Linked DNA regions of Homo sapiens: region 1 is linked to region 2. Evidence: chromatin loops called from intact Hi-C (ENCODE). Cell type or tissue: adrenal gland. All regions are shown on one strand. Links, peaks and the distances in the headings refer to the core of each region. The heading gives the core; the rest is flanking DNA.

What was found. Hi-C counts contacts between places; a loop is a spot of excess contacts. Peaks named below come from ENCODE experiments on the same cell type or tissue, not always from the same donor. Only the 100,000 strongest peaks of a DNase experiment are listed, where the experiment ranks them.
Region 1: a loop joins it to region 2, with 2.3 times the contacts of the local background. A loop is called at or near these places in 14 of 110 quality-filtered maps.

Annotation. Positions count from the first base shown.
Region 1 is chr3:4,471,416-4,479,754 of GRCh38, forward strand. No RefSeq gene overlaps it. Among named protein-coding and RNA genes, the nearest start is that of SUMF1, 8.3 kb to the left of the region's middle. RefSeq lists a silencer at 3,682-3,731. In adrenal gland, for the core only: no CTCF peak of the experiment used is centred there; a DNase peak (open chromatin) is centred at 3,600; H3K27ac peaks cover 1,013 bases.
Region 2 is chr3:4,629,130-4,637,468 of GRCh38, forward strand. The region is part of intron 5 of ITPR1 (inositol 1,4,5-trisphosphate receptor type 1); the gene reads left to right. Among named protein-coding and RNA genes, the nearest start is that of EGOT, 120 kb to the right of the region's middle. In adrenal gland, for the core only: a CTCF peak has its summit at 4,463 (motif pointing left); no DNase peak of the experiment used is centred there.

The sequences.
Region 1 (8,339 bases), core at 126-8,125, 160 kb before region 2:
TATGAGCCGTCCAATTTCTCCATGACGTAGTTCATTCTTCCACCTCCTTCAGAGTAAAATCTCTTTGTCCTTTATCAGGCCCAGCCTACCCTCAGCCAGGTTATACTGAAACTTGACCCTGGCTATAACCTGGCAGCCACAAGAGGATGTAGAGGCACTTTCTTGGGGGTGGGAGGCTGTTGTTTTTAAGCAGGAAAAAAAAAAAGTTCTGGTATATGCAGTATTTTCCACATGTGGAAACTACTGGTTCTCAGTAGGGAGGCTACCTCTGCGAGCTCCCTCTGGGGTCCCAAAGGAGTCTGCAGAGCCACATTTCACAGGGCCATCCACCTAGATGTCCCTGCCTCACTTTTCAGGTTCCAGGCCCCATGTTTTTCCAACCAGATTCCTGAATTTAGCATAGGAGATCTACTTTGGCTGAGCATCCAAACATCTGTGGTGGAACTCTGGGTTCTGCCGCTCAGCTGGGTCTGCTCTTGCACGGCAGGAGAAGACTTCTTTGCAAACTACCAAAGAGACCCTCTGGCTCTCACACTTGGTTCTCAGCTGTTTATTAACTGCTCTCAGTTTCTCATTATCCCTTGTAGAGAGGGTCAGTGCAGCTTGGTAATAACCAGCCAATTCCATTATCCTTGCATTCATTGTTCCTCTACACTTTTCAAACTCCTGAGTCAGCATGCTGGCACAGGCGTTCCTTTTCACCTGGACATTTTCCCAGGTCACTGCCAGTAACATTTTTAGCAGCTGGGCCTTGTGCCCAAAAATAATCAAACCCCACTCAAGATGGGATCCTTATCACCAGGCAGGCAGTGAGTGACCCAGTCCCCAAACTCCACTTTACCACCTGCTTTCTCAGACTACTCACACTACCAATTGTGTCAGTGTGGTTCCTCTTAAAAAGAGATGCCAAGATGTCATTAAAAATGCAAGAGAAAGCCAGGCATGGTGGTGCACCTGTAGTTGCAGTTGAGCCCAGGAGTTCAAAGCCAACCTGGGTAACCGCGAGATCTCACCTCTAAAAAGAAAAAGAAAAGAAAAAAAAACATTAAAAAGGAAAAAAAGGAAAAAAAAAGAGAGAAAAAAGGAGAAAAAGAGAAAAAAGGAAAAGAAAAAAAAAGAATAAAAAAAAAGAAAAAGAAATGCAAGAAATCCTATGGGGTTGGGGGGAGGGTCACACCTGTGAAACCCCAAGGAGAGAGGGAATAGGAAGGAATCAGAAGGGAAAGCCTCCAAACTGAATACAAGTCCTACCTGTGGAAGGAGGGAGGCAGGAAGGAACATGGAGGAGGAAAAGCCTCTGAGTCTGGTACTGCACTGAGAAAGTCTAGTCCAGGTCAACCAGAAGTCCAGAGCAAAGGCTTCTTATTAGAGGAGTTATGCATTGAGCCAAAATGGTGAACCCTATTCTTCCCACCAGGTTCAATCATTTGTTGGAGCTGCCCAGGAAGAGCGTGGCCTCAGTTGGAACACTGGCCAATCCTACAAGAGCTCTGCTGTGGGCTCTCCATTGACTGTACACCTTGAGGCAGGTTCTGTCTTGAAGAGCAATCTCAGCACATACTCCCGGGCTGCCACACTGTGGCCAAGAAGGTCCTCCATGATCTAGCCCCTGCCTTCCTTTCTGATCTCTTCTTCCATCAAATTGTCCTTTGCTCACCATGCTCTGGCCATGGTATCCTTCTTACTGCTCCTGGAACACATCAAGCACAGCCCTACCTCAGGGTCTTTGTACTTGCTGTTCCTTCTACCTGCAATATCCTACTTTTTTCAAAGCTGGCTCTTTCTTGTCATGCAGGTCTCAGTACAAACCTTATCTCCTCAGAGGAACCTTCCCTGATTCTCAAATGCAAAATAACCCTTTCCCATTCTGCTCTTTTACCTCACCTCCTTTATTGTCTTTATAGCTCTTGTCACTATCTGAAATGATTTCTTTTGTTCCTCTGTCTCCCCATGGGGGCAGCTATAGCATCTTCAGGATTCAATGCTGTAACCTCAATGGCTAGAACAACACTTGGTATGTATAAGTGCTAAGTAAATATTTACTGAATGAATGAATATATCATCCAATGAATAAAAACCTTCATGGTCTTGGTCCAAGTAGAAACTTGCTGCCTGACAGTGTTATACTCACATAGACATTTGAAATGTGGCTTTCCATTTTTACATCCAGGAGGGTTATACTCACATAGACATTTGAAATGTGGCTTTCCATTTTTACATCCAGGAGGGCCTGCAAGATGGATATAATAGTACCCAAGGATTGTATGAAGATTCTCATTAATTCATTAGACAAGTGTTTATTGAGTGTCAACTAGTAGCCAAGCACTATTCCAGGCACTGAGAATACATCAGTGAAAAAAAAACAGAAAAGAATTCTTGCCCTTGTGAAAATGACATTAAATAACTTAAACCATGTGACATACAACATTGCTTGGTGCATAAGAATAGCTCAAGAGTTTTTAGTTATGATTATTTCTATTGTCAACCCATTTAATATCTAAACTGAGCATTTCAAAGTATTTTAAAAAAAAAAAAAAAGGACACCTTCCTCTATACTTAGAGAGTAAAAGAGAGAAGTCCAAATAATTAGAGGTAGAAAAAAATTTTTCATATGGTTCTTTCTTTGGACTGTCTTTGGAGCCCTTTATTGGTGAAATTATCTGATTGGAAAGCCTATTAATTTAGGCTTTTTAGTTTTACTAGTTTGCACTGTAGTTTGTGCTGTGGAGAAAGTTATGTACAGAGAATGTTTCGTTTTGGTTTGTTCATTTCCTCTTTTCTTTTTCTTTTTTTCTTTTTTTTTTTTTTTTGAGACGGAGTCTCGCTCTGTCGCCCAGGCTGGAGTGCAGTGGCGTGATCTCTGCTCACTGCAAGCTCCGCCTCCCGGGTTCACGCCATTCTCCTGCCTCAGCCTCCCGAGTAGCTGGGACTACAGGCGCCCGCCACCACGCCCGGCTAATTTTTGTATTTTTAGTAGAGATGGGGTTTCACCGTGTTAGCCAGGATGGTCTCGATTTCCTGACCTCGTGGTCCACCTGCCTCGGCCTCCCAGAGCGCTGGGATTACAGGCGTGAGCCACCGCGCCCCGCCCCCTTTTCTTTTTCAAATGCTTCTGGTCTTACTTTCCCCACTCCTTGAAAGCACTGGGGTGGGGGTGGAGGGCATGGGGAAAGACTTCCTTAAAGAAAATGCAAAGAAAAGATACATTTTAAGAATACACAGGACAGAAGCTGCAGACAACAGAAAGATTAGTTTCAGAAGGCACTGGCACATTGTGAAAAACAGAACCAGGAGTTGGCTTAGAGGCTGCAGCAGCTCTGGGACCTCAGCAGCGGACTTTCTTGAACTTCACTCTGCTGCTCTCCTGGTTCACTCCCCAGCTCTCCAAGGTCTGCTTTTCCCTGCACACTTATTTTTTCTCTTCCAGTTGGCTTGCCTTCCTCCCCCCTCCTCGTTGTCTTTTTGTCATTGTTGTTTTTGGCTTCACAGCTTCTGCTTAGTCACAGTTCCCGTTCCCAGCATGTTCCTGACCCTTCATGGCCTCAATGCTACTGCACAGCCTCATTCAGCATCACTGTTTCCCCATTCACCTGCCACAAAGGGGAAGCCTGGTTTGCCCAGCTCCTCTTTCTCTCACCACAAGACACCATAGACCAATAGGAAGCCTATGCTTTAGCTGCATTTGAGTCACGTAGCTATTTCTGGTCCAATCAGTTGCAATTGGGTCAGGCAAACCTGTAGCTTGCATCAGACTCACTTAGGGGCCTTCTTAAAGCAATGATTGCTGGGGATGCCACCATATTCAGTACGTCTTGGGTGGGACCCAAAAATTCACATTTCTGACAAGCTCCAAGATGATGCTAATCCATACATTTTGCAAACTACTGCGTTCACAAAATAAGCCACTAGTTCTACCCCTTACTACCTGTGCTGGGTGGGGCACTTTTCTCTTAGCAATGCTAGCAGCATTACAGGCATTGTGATGGACAACTCCAGTACAGCCTGTAATTATTCTCCTCCAAACTTACCGTTTGTCTTCCTGATGTTCCTGGGCAGTGGTGTTTGGAGAGAAGGGTGAGAAGTAGCCAGAACGGCACCAAAAGAAATTTAGAGCAAGTGAAAGATGCTTTATGTGCCTTTGGAAAGAGAGAGGAAGAAATAATAGAAGAAATCACAGTCATGAGTCTCTTTTAGAGCCTAGATATCACAATGTTTGAAGTCAGATAAAATGAGGGAGAAAAATGGTTCCCAACTTTTTCACAAATGAGAGCTCAATTGTAGAGAGGAGATATATATGTCTTTGTATATATATATATTTCAGATGTTCATTCAATAGCAGTTTTACGTTTAGGGTTCTTTTTTTTAGAAAATGGAATGTCAAGATGCTGCTGTGAGGCAGTCCATTAGCAAAGGAAACTGCATATTAAATCACATCAGAAGCACCTGTATATATTTGAAGGTACAAATATACATCACCTTTTCAGACCTCAGCTAGTGCTTAACATAGGAGTGAACTCTCAATCCTTGTAATTACTCTGTGGTTTCCCAGGGATGTGTGACTAAGGGGATCCCCTAAGGTGGCTTAGGGGTTCAGTGAGGAAGTAACTTCTTTCCAGGAAGACTTACTTCTACTTAGAGCAGTCTTGACTAGTGTAATACAAAGAGTCCTAGAGTTAGAGTCAAAGACTGGACTTTGGGTCCTGGAATTTATTTAGGGGACTTTAGGTTTAGTCACAAAGCTTCTGTAAGCCTGAGTTTCTTCTTCTTGCCTACTTCATAACAGTGCTCCATTGAAATCAAGTAGGCAGTTATAAGAAGGAAAATAAACACTAGATGAGATTATTATGGTATTACTTTGCTTATAAGACAAATTTCCATCCTAGTTTATGGTTCTGAAATCTAGACGTATTTTTTGAGCTATGGATGCCTATAATGTGGTAGTACTTCCTCTTCCCTAAAAAAAAAAATGTTTTTAAAGCAGAGGTTTATATTTTAGCAAATGGTCTTGGAACAAAGGAAAAATGGCTTTATATATTCCTCTAATTGATAAATAATATATGAATTCATTATCTCTTTTTTTCCTGTCTCACCTGTAAATATGCCACCTTACATGGTAAAAAGGACTTTGCAGATATGATTCAGTTAAGGTCCTTGAGATGGGGAGATAACCTGGATTATCCTGAAGGTCTCAACGTCATCACAAGAGTCCTTATAAGCAGGAGAACCCCTCCTGGCTGTGGTCAGCAAGATGCAACAATGTGGTCAGAAAGCATGGAACAATGGTCAGAAACATGCAACATTGTTGGTTTTGCACATGGAGGAAGGAAGCCAAGGGCCAAGGAATGTGGGTGGCTGTCACAAGCTGGGCAAGGCAAAGGAACATTTTCCTCTAGAGCCCCCAGAAAGGAACACAACCCTGATAACACTTTGATTTTGGCCTAATGAGCCTCAGATTGGACTTCTGACCTATGAAACTGTAAGATAATACATTTGTATTGTTTAAGCAACTAAGTTTGTGATCATTTGTAATGGCAGCAAGGGGAAACTAATCCAAATATTTCAGTTCCACCATCATCACTAGGTGCAGGCTGGAATTCAGAGGCAAAAGGGTCAATAGATGTGTGCCCTCCATCCTCTTGGCATCCTTTGGGGAGTCAGGTAATGTGCTTTGGCTATGACACAGCTGGACCACAGTGGGACTGTGACCAGAGGAGGGACTCTGCCCCTCAACCTCTCACCATGCTCCCTTTTTGCCAGGAAAGTGGGAGAGTGGTCTTGCATGGGGTAGAGGTGGTGATAACCATTTGGGGCTCAGGCACAGATAGTCTGAGTTCAGATGTCAGCGTTAATGGGAATTTTGAGAAATGCTAACTGTCCTGACTTGGAGATACCAGGGGAGTCTCTGAAACACCATGGGGTTCTCAGCCCTCCCACTGAGAGATAGGAAACCTCGGGTCCCAGCAAGTTCCTGGCCAAAAACACAAAGTTTTTGGAGTCATTTCCCAGACAATCTTTATAGTTCTCTGGTTACATGTGTGGTCTTTGTGCATGTAAAGCATAGCAAGGTGCAATTAATTCTCTAACTTCAGCATCCATCAATCACCTGGAGGGCTGGTTGGAACATAGATTGCTGGTCCCCACCCTGGGAATTTCTAATTCAGTAGATTTGAGGTGCAGGTTGAGAATTTGTTTTTTGTTTGTTTGTTTTTTTTTAAAGACAGAGTCTCACTTTGTCACAGAGGCTAAAGTACAGTGGCACAGTCATAGCTCACTGTGCAGCCTTATGCACAACTAATTTTTAAAAATTTTTTTACAGAGATGGAGAGTCTCATTCTGTTGCCTGGGCTGGTCTTGAACTCCTGGCCTCAAGCAGTCCTCCTGCCTTGACCTCCCAAAGAGCTGGGATTACAGGTGATGAGCCACTGCCCAGTCCAAGAATTTGCATTTCTTTCAGTTTCCCAGGTAGTGCTGATTTGCTGCTGGTCTGAGGACTACCATTTGAGCACCATGGAAATAGTGGATAAGAGTTTAGGATTCAGGCCATCCTTGCTGCTTCCAGGTTGAATGATCTTGGGCGGCTTACTTAAATTTTGGAATTCTTAATTTTCTTCATCTATCAAATAGAGTAAATAAAACCCGCCTCCTAGGATTGTGATGAGGATTAAATATGATGATCTATGTGAAGGACTTAGCACATAGTAAGACCTTAATAGTTTCTATTATAATGTGTTACCATTATTATAATTAATGACAAGTTCTTAAGTAGCGTACAAGGCACCCAGAGGCACACCCATGGATAAGCCAACAGGGATGATAAATGTCCGCTCACAAACCGCTCACCTCACAACAGTGAGAGCTTTCTCCAAGTCTCCTGCCCATGGAATGTCATTTAACTTTGTAACTCAAAGGACTCCCAGAGGAAAGAGTCTGAATATAATGCTTTACCCACAAAACAGAATGAAGAGGAAGCAGAAAATTTTCAAATATTTTGTGAAAATTTGTCGAACAATAGAAAGAGGAAACTCATTTGGGTGTGATGCAATGGCTACAGAAATGAATAGACGTAAACTGGGCCAGGAGCAAACTAATTTGGAAATAATTTCGGAGAAGAAAAAGGAACTATGCCATGCTCTTTCCTCTGGGAAATCTGACAAGAAAGTAAGAACTGGGTTTTTTTCTCCTCCTTGTTCTGGGATAATTGGTATTATCATTATGTGAAAAAAGAAAAAGCCACCTGAAGGACCCCATTTTCCTTCCACTATGAGGAGTTCATTCTCTGGATCACAGCAGCAGCAGAACAGGGTAGGTCACTGGGAAACTAGGACAGGCTTGTGATCTCCCCCATGGAAAAGTGTCTCTTTCCTGGTGACAATTGGGCATATCAATGGACAATAACCCAGTGGAATAAAACTCTACTGTAATAAACAGTGAATTTATTATAACATAACATATAATACACTAAGTAGCATTAGGACTTTAATCATGCCTTTTGTTTAAAAAAATTTTTTTAAATAAAGAACTAGGCTGGGTGCAGTGGCTCCCGCCTATAATCTCAGCACTTTGGGAGACCAAGGCAGGTGGATCACCTGAGGTCAGGAGTTTGAGACCAGCCTGGCCAACATGGTAAAAGCCCGTCTCTACTAAAAATACAAAATTTACAAAATACAAAAATTAGCCAGGTGTGGTGGCACGCGTCTGTAGTCCCAGCTACTCTGGAGGCTGAGGCATGAGAATCCTTGAACCCTGGAGGTGGAGGTTGCACTGAGCCAAGATTGCGCCACTGCACTCCGGCCTGGATGTGTCTCAAAAAATGAATGAAAGAATGAATGAATGAATAAATAAATAAATAACTGGTAAAGCGAATAGATAGAAAAGTTTGCTAAATTTATTTAGTAGTTTAAATCCCAGTAATCTGAGAGTCAACAGACTGAACTCAAGCCTGGGGTCAGGAAGCTCAGCCTCTCATCCCAGCATAGTCTGTCTTTGGTTGTGTGATCTGGAAGGCTCTTCAGGTGTCAGTTCCTTATCAGTGCAAGAAGGGATTGAGTAGATCACTAACATTTCTACAATTTTCATTATCAAGCATCCTTTTATAAATGTCACTTTTCAATCAAAAGACTTCGCATTGCGAATAACTTTGTATAACCAGCTATTTAATTAAGTATCTTTGCTTGCAAGGAGTAAAGACACATTAATAAAAATAGACTGTAGTATTAATTAATAATAGTTCTCATTTATTGGTACTTACTATGTGCTGAGCACTTAGATTTCATGTGGTTCTTTCAACAATCCTATGAAGGAAGTTCTATCATGATGCCAGTTGGACAGATTAGGGGAGC
Region 2 (8,339 bases), core at 175-8,174:
ATGCCTGGACCCTGCTGCCCCCACAGAGGCTTCTTAACTACATTCTGGCCGTATGAGCTTTATTTTATTTTATTTTATTTTATATTTTATTTTATTTTTTGAGCACCTCAGACTCTCAACTGTCACATGACCTTTGCACCCTCAGTTTGTCCTGTTGAGAACATTGTTTTCCTGGCTCTTCTTGAGCTAGGACTTTGAGCCTTTGTGTCTCAGCCGAAGTGTCATCTCAGCAAGGTCTTCCCCTCCCACCTTATCTAAGAGATGTCTTGCTTGTTTTTCTCCATGATAGCACCCTGCTTATATCTTTCTCAGCACTGATCAGGGTCTGCAATTATATTTAGTAGCTTCGTTAATTATCACCTGTCGCTTATTAGAATGACAGCTCTACCAGGTGGTGGCATTATCTCTCTTGCTCACTGCTGTATCCCAGCTTCTGTAATAGTGTCTGGCACATAGTAGGTGCTCGGAAATAATTACTGAATAATGAATGAGCAGTGTGCTAGGTGCTAGAGATAGAAGTATAACAGTCTTAACCCTGTGGGAGCTGAATATCAAAGAATAAAGAGGCAGTGATAAGTACTATATTACAGGACAAACCACACAAAGCTGTGGGAGCACATAGGAAGGGTGCCAAATCGGTCTTTGCTGGATAAGAGGGTGTGATACAGTGGTCAGGGAGGGCTTCCTGGAGGAAGAAGGAAGTGCCGAGTAAGCCTCAGTCGGAGGCACCCATGGGATTTAGAGGGTAGAAGAAGAAGAAACAATGGACTCAAAGACTTGGAGGCTAGTGATTGCTTTGAAGACTTCTGGAATTGCATCGTTATTTGAATAATGATGATTATATCAGACATCCTCAATCCCAACAAAAGCATTGTACCTTCTTTAGAGCAAATATTATATGGCTTTATGAACATGGAATAAAATTCATAAATAATAGATACCAATTTTAAAAAATTATAAAGGAGAAATAAAAGGAAAGTAATAAATTATATAGTAAATTGAATACTCTTCTTAAGTCAATGCTCAGGGATGACTGCTCTGGAAGGCGTGAGGAAGTAAGTGCTTGCACCTCTCTGTATAAACCCCATGAGTGAGGCAGCTGTAGACTGTGACTGGTGTAGGTATATGGTATTGGCAGTGTGAAAAGCATGTTATCTGTGACGTGGTTTTCTAAAAGGGCTTCAAGCATAATCACAAAAGACATAATCTCAAGTGCCATAATCCCAAATGTTGAAATCCCTAAAAATTCAGTTCCAAAAGTCTAAATCCCTAAAGTGTAAAATCCTGAAAATCACAGTCGTAGGATATAGCTGCATGTTAGGCCAGCTCTTGTGGACTGTCTCTGTTCAAATGCCCATAATCTATTCCTGCAATACACTTTTTCTTATATCAGATTTTTAAAGTTTTTTTTTTACTATTTTAAATTGTCCGCATTATTATTATTATTATTATTATTATTATTATTATTATTTTTAAGGCAGAGTCTCACTCTGTTGCCCAGGGTGGAGTGCAGTGGCGCCATCTCGGCCTACTGCAACCTCCGCCTCCCGGGCTCAAGCGATTTTTCTGCCTCAGCCTCCCAAGTAGATGGAATTACAGGCATGCACCACCACGCCCTACTAATTTTTTTGTAGTTTTAGTAGAGGCAGCATTTCACCATGTTGGCCAGGCTGGTCTCGAACTCCTGACCTCAAGTGATCCACTGCCTCGGCCTCCCAAAGTGCTGGGATTATAGGGGTGAGCCACCGTGCTCAGCCCTGTCAGCATTATTTTTTACAATTCACTATGCTATGTGTTTAATCTTCGCATCATTTTCAATATTGGAGATTTAAATGGTGTGGCGACTAACATTAAAGAGTTCTGATTCATTTTATGCATTCTTTTGCAAGTTTAACTTCATGAAAGTGCATTGTTACAACTTGACGTGAATATGTGAAAACATGGGAACTTCCCCTGCAAATAAAGGGATGTTCTTCCTCGATGAATGAAGAGATGTTTGTGTTTGTGAAAGATAAAATTACTTGAGCTCTCAGCTCTTTGGGCGACTGCATATCCAGTGGTGACCCTCTGTGGTTTTGATCGATCTTGTGAAAAGACTCAGGTTGCTGGTCATGGTATTTCAGATGACTGCAGTATGAGCTTGGTGCACACAATCACCAACCATAGTGATACACGATTTTACATTTCCCTTTTTGACCTATTTCTTTATGGTTAATCTGCGCATAATCCCTGTGACCATTGTTAGTATACCTGAGTATTTATGCTTGCAAAAATATGTATGTTACTATTCCCCATTTTATTGTATAAAATGGCCTGTGAAGTGTTCTGTTGTGTTTTTATATGTTTCTCAAATCCTCTTTTAAAAATATCAATCTCTTTTAAAGAATTTTAAAATTATTTTTTCCGGAATTATATTTTGGGGATTTTGGTCTTTTTTGACCTTTGGGGATTTTAACATTTGGGATTATGGCATTCAGGATTGTTGTGCCTTTTGGGATTATGATCGTATCTTTTTCCAAAATAATCAGCAGTTCTTAATTATATTATGAATAATGCAAAGTACACTCTTTTCTTTCTTAAGTAGTACTTGCACGTTTGGAAAATTTATTAATAGTATTAATAAAACCATGGAAAGCTGTGATTTCTGTTGATATGTAAAATGGAGTGGGGTGCTAGGTTCAGGTAATTACAGATACCCCCAGGCTGGAATGCAGTGATGCCATCATGGCTCACTGCAGCCTTGACAACCTGAGCTCAAACGATCCTCCTGCCTTAGCCTCCCAGAGTGCTAGGATTATAGGCATGGACTACTGCGCCCAGCCGACAGATAACTTTTTAACTTATGTGAATATCCAGCTGGACATACAATTGTATGGGATAAATGATGGTTCATCCTTGCATAGGATTGTAACATGCGTTCACTTTACCCAGCATCCCTAGCTCCTGTCCACTGAACATCAGTAGCACCCTCTTCCAGTCACTGCAGCAATCCATAATCTCCTCAAAGTCTGTGCTGGGAACATGGGAATCTAGTTGAATAGGTGGGGAAGGTTGGTCAGTCCTGCATGTATGTATATTTAGTGCATATGCCCATAGGGGGCTATCTTTCTGGAGGGTCTATGTGTCTTTAGTTGTCCTCACTTTGCTTTTCTGGTATAAAGATCATTTTGTTCAGTGAGATCTTATTAATACATCTCCAACTCTTTCCTCTCCTATACTTTTTACCACAGGGGTTGTAAATTCAGATTCCTCTTGGCCATACGGGAAATCAACAGGAATAAAGTGGGCTTGGTGGGTAGTGTTGCCAAGTGGAGAGTCCCATGGGTGGGTCTGGAGGGGCAGCTCTACTTCCCTACTGTCACTGCTTGGGAATGTGGGCTGAGAGCTGCTGCCACGTCTTCCACTTTTTAAGAGAAGATAAAAATCCATGCTTTTAGTGTAGTATCTCAATTTTAAAAAGATGTTGGGAACTAATTCAATTAAGGCTTGAAATATACACTCAACACCAAAAGAAATGGCTCAGGCTGGATGTGGTTCTTCAGCCCCATTTGCAACCTGTGCTCTATATGTTATGTTTCATCAGCAAGTCCTTTCGACACTCCTTCCTATGAATGAACTGTGAAGAAAACAGCATGGTTGAAAAAAGTTCAATCATAAGGTGATCAAAAATGGTCAACTCCTTATTAAAAAGAAAAAAGAGAAAAACAGAAATCTCTCTCATGCTGTTTATGTTTTTAAAAAATAAAAAAGGAAGCCAGTTCTTTTCCCTGATTTAAGATTACTGATGTGACTTTCAGGTCTTTTTTTTTTTTTTTTTTTTTTTTTTTTGAGATGGGGTCTTGCTCTATTGCCAGGCTGGAGTGTAGTGGCACGATCTCAGCTCACTGCAACCTCCACCTCCCGGGTTCAAGCGATTTCCCTGCCTTAGCGTCCTGAGTAGCTGGGACTTCAGGGGTGCGTCACCACGCCCGGCTAATTGTTTGTATTTAGTAGAGACGAGGTTTCACCATTTTGGCCAGGATGGTCTCGATCTCCTGAACTCATGATCCACCTGCCTTGGCCTGCCAAAGTGCTGACATTACAGGCATGAGCCACTGGGCCCGGCCTCAGGTCTTGAATGTTGACTTTGTGCTTCACTTTCTGCAGTTCCTACTTTCCTACTTAGCTGGAACTTTTCCCCCTAGTGTCTTAAAGTTATCTACATATTTCATTCAATTTACATTCCCACCAGCCAATACGATGTTGTATTTTGGACAGCCACTTTGCCTTTGGAACTGATGGCCAGTCTCCAGTGGGTTTTCATTTTTATTTTTCTCAACTACTATGCAGCACCCCAATCAGAAGTCAGACTATTTTAAATTAATGCCATTTAAGGAATTAGTTGTCTAGACCACTTGACTTCCTTTTGACTAGGATGAGCAACATCAACAGCACTTTGAAGGAGAGTGACATCTAGTGGCTGGATACTGTCTATGCTTTTTCCTTCTGCAGGAATAACTGGATTTTGACTCTCTTGGTCATGTTTTCCTAAGGGTCTCTTGACAAAATGAGCTTCTTCCCATCCGCAAATCACATAAATTTCTTCTAAAGGCCATTACTACTGTTTTCTGACAGCAGCATAGCTGTTACCTTGAAACAAGCACCTACATTGTTTTGTTCTGAGAAATGATTACTTAAGTCACAGCTTTGACCAGCTAGGAAGAGCTAGAGGAGTGACAGGTCCTTATTGTCTGGGTACTACATTGCTTGTTTTTAGAAGCCTTGCTTCAATATCGCATTACATGATTCAGAGCTTGTTGACTTTAACAAAATAACCTTTCCTTACTGTTTCAGTCACCTTTCTATTGTCATTCGATAATAGTTTCTCTGTTGCTGAAATAAAATAACAGGTGGCTATGATGGGGCAGACCTTGATGTTGCTTAGGGAACATGGTGAATAATAGTGGTGGAACCATTTCATAGAGTGTTTTTTTTCCCCTTAGAAATTAAAAACAGCCCGCAACCCATTATTCAAGGGAAAAGAGTAATAGATATTTAAATTATCAGGATTTTAAAGTAATGAAAAGGTAACACATTTAAGATGCCTTTTTCTTTTTTTTTTGAGACAGTCTCACCACTCTATCACCCACGCTGGTGTGCAGTGACATGTTCCCGGCTCACTGCAGCCTCAGCCTCCTGAGCTTAAGTGATCCTCCCACCTCCCTGCCCAGTAGCTGGGACCACAGGCACACACCACCATGCCTGGCTAATTTTTGTATTTTTTGAAGAGTTGGGGTTTTGCCACATTGCCCAGGCTGGTCTTGAACTCCTGAGCTGAAGCAATCCACCCACCTCGGCCTCCCAAAGTGCCAGGATTACAGACATGAGCCATGGCATGACTTTAAAAAATTCAGAGTACCTGACACAGAGACATGATGAAGGTGTTTTTGAAGAAACTACACACTTGTATTTTAGGAGGAGTATTCCAAAATCTGTGAGTAGGAAAAGCAAAAAAATATTAATTGATGTGATTCGTAAATTGTGTTCCTCAAAGATAACCTTGGGTTTTATTTTGATGTTTTCCCTACTCTCCTACCCCCTATTCTGTTCCTGTGTCTCCACATTTTAAAGTATCAACAGGAGTGTGCTATTCACTTCCCTTTCTTGTTGCCCAGGCTGGAGTACAGTGGTGCGATCTTGGCTCACTGCAACCTCCACCTCCTGGGTTCAAGTGATTCTCCTGCCTCAGCTTCCTGAGTAGCTGGGATTACAGGCATGCACCACCACACCTGGCTAATTTTTGGGGGTATTTTTAGTAGAAACGGGGTTTGGCCATGTTGGCCAGGCTGGTGTTGAACCCCTGACTTCAGGTGATCTGCCCGCCTCAGCCTTCCAAAGTGCTAGGATTACAGGCGTGAGCCACCGTACCTGGCCTCTATCCTCATTTTTAATGGCTACACGGTTACTTCCTTGTTTGGCAGTACTGTCATTTTAGATAAGCAGCCTCTATGGGCAGACGTTAGGTAGGGAGTGATATTCAGGATCTTGACAACATTTGCCATTCTGAAAAAAGTTGTATGGCCTTGTGCATATGCCAGGTTGTCCTCTTAGGAGAAACTCCTAGAAGTGGAATTGTTAAGTCAATGTTATGTTGAGTGAAAAGTTTTTTGGTCAATATTGCCTGAGTATCCTTTAGAAAGGTGCTAACTCAGTAAAGGTACTAATTCAATATCTTTCTTTTTTTGTGGTGGGGACGGAGTCTCACTCTGTCGCCCAGGCTGCAGTGCAGTGGCACGATCTCGGCTCACTGCAAGCTCCACCTCCCGGGTCCACCCCTTTCTCCTGCCTCAGCCTCCCGAGTAGCTGGGACTACAGGTGCCCGCCACCACGCCCGGCTAATTTTTTGTATTTTTTTTTTAGTAGAGACGGGGTTTCCCTGTGTTAGCCAGGATGGTCTCGATCTCCTGACCTTGTGATCTGCCCGCCTCGGCCTCCCAAAGTGCTGGGATTACAGGCATGAGCCACTGCGCCCAGCCAAAAGGTGCTAACTCAGTATCTCACAGTGAGGGCCCATTCTTGGAATGTACTTGAGGGATTTAACCAACCAGATCTCATTCTTTCTGAGGGTAGAAACAGCCTTGATCAGTGGCCTGTAGTGTTTGTACCTTGTTACCTTTTCATCTACCTTATTGCCTTGCCTCCTGTTGAACCTAAAAAGAATCATGGATAGTTTTGTCTAAATACCAGACTTGGGTTTGTTTGTTTTTTTGTTTGTTTGCTTGCTTTTTTTTTTTGAGGCTGGAATGCAATGGCATGATCTCAGCTCACTGCAACCTCTGCCTCCTGGGTTCAAGTGATTCTCCTGCCTCAGCCTCCCGAGCAGCTGGGATTAGAGGCATTCGCCACCATGCCCAGCTAATTTTGTATTTTTAGTAGAGATGGGGTTTCTCCATGTTGGTCAGGCTGGTCTCGAACTCCCGACCTCACGTGATCCGCCCAAAGTGCTGGGATTACAGGCATGAGCCACCGCGCCTAGCCCAGACTTGGTTTTGTGAGGGGATTTATATAAAAACTAACATGTGAACTGAAATGAATTAAATTTGATATTTGTGCATTTAGAAAAGAAATGGGAAGTTTTCTCCTTAATGAGAACTTATAGGAAAAGTGAATTCTTAAAATGGTCCATAAGCTTAATACATTTAGTGCTAATTCAGTGGTGATGTGAAGGCTCAGGCATCATTAAACTTTATAACAGAATTAAAATAGTATTAACTCTTAGTTTAACAGAGTTTTGACAAAGTTTTAGATGTGATATTTGAGAATGTCTTATTTATCTGTTTTTGAGATGGAGTCTCTGTCACCCAGGCTAGAGTGCAGTGGTACTATCTCAGCTCTTTGCAACCTCCGCTTCCCGGGTTCCAGTGATTCTCCTGCCTCAGCCTCCCAAGTAGCTGGGACTACAGGCGCCCGCCACCATGCCCAGCTAATTTTTGTATTTTTAGTAGAGACAGCGTTTCACCATGTTTGCCAGACTGGTCTCAAACTCCTGACCTCAGGTGATCCGCCTGCCTCGGCCTCCCAGAGTGCTGGGATTACAGGCATGAGCCACCACTCCTGGCCAAGAGTATCTTTCTTTTAAGAGAAGTCTTTAGATATTTATTCTCCAATGTTGTTTTAATTTTCTGTTCTTCTCTTGCCTTTCATATGTCTTTTGACAAATGACTATGCTCTTTAGAGCTGCTCGTGTTTAATTAGTCTTTAATGTGGAATATGCCTTCTTGATGGTTAATTTGACATTTCTTTCTAGATGAACCAGTAACCATTGCGTTGCTGTTGTTATACTGTACTTATTCTAAGCATAGGTAGAAACATAATATTAGCATTTCTTAAACTGAAGCCATTGGACATTCTTGAGAGTAAGGGGAATGCTCATGAGCAGTTTTTCTCTTAAAGATGAGCTCTTTGATCATTTGAGTCCAAGAAATGCTACTTAAGAACTCTCTAAAGGTGAATCCTTTCAGCTTGGGCTTTGAACAGAGAAAAACCATATTTGCATGTTGGAAAATGTTATATTTTATTTTACTGAATCCATTGAGTTTTTTCCCTTTGATATTTTCCCCCTCTTGAGTTTGCAGTCAGTGTTAGCTGAGAACTCTTAAGCAGAAAGAACAAATGGCTCTCCGCAAAGAATAAGCCTTCATTCCAAATGGATGCAGTCCAATGTTATGTTTGGAAGACTACCTGCAGAACCTGTGGGTACTGTAGAAATCTCTGAAGGGAGTGTAAGCTCAGGTGTGAAATTAGGGAGAACAAGAGGTGGGAGGCTGCTAAGGAGAGTATTTATGCAGAGGAAAGAAAAG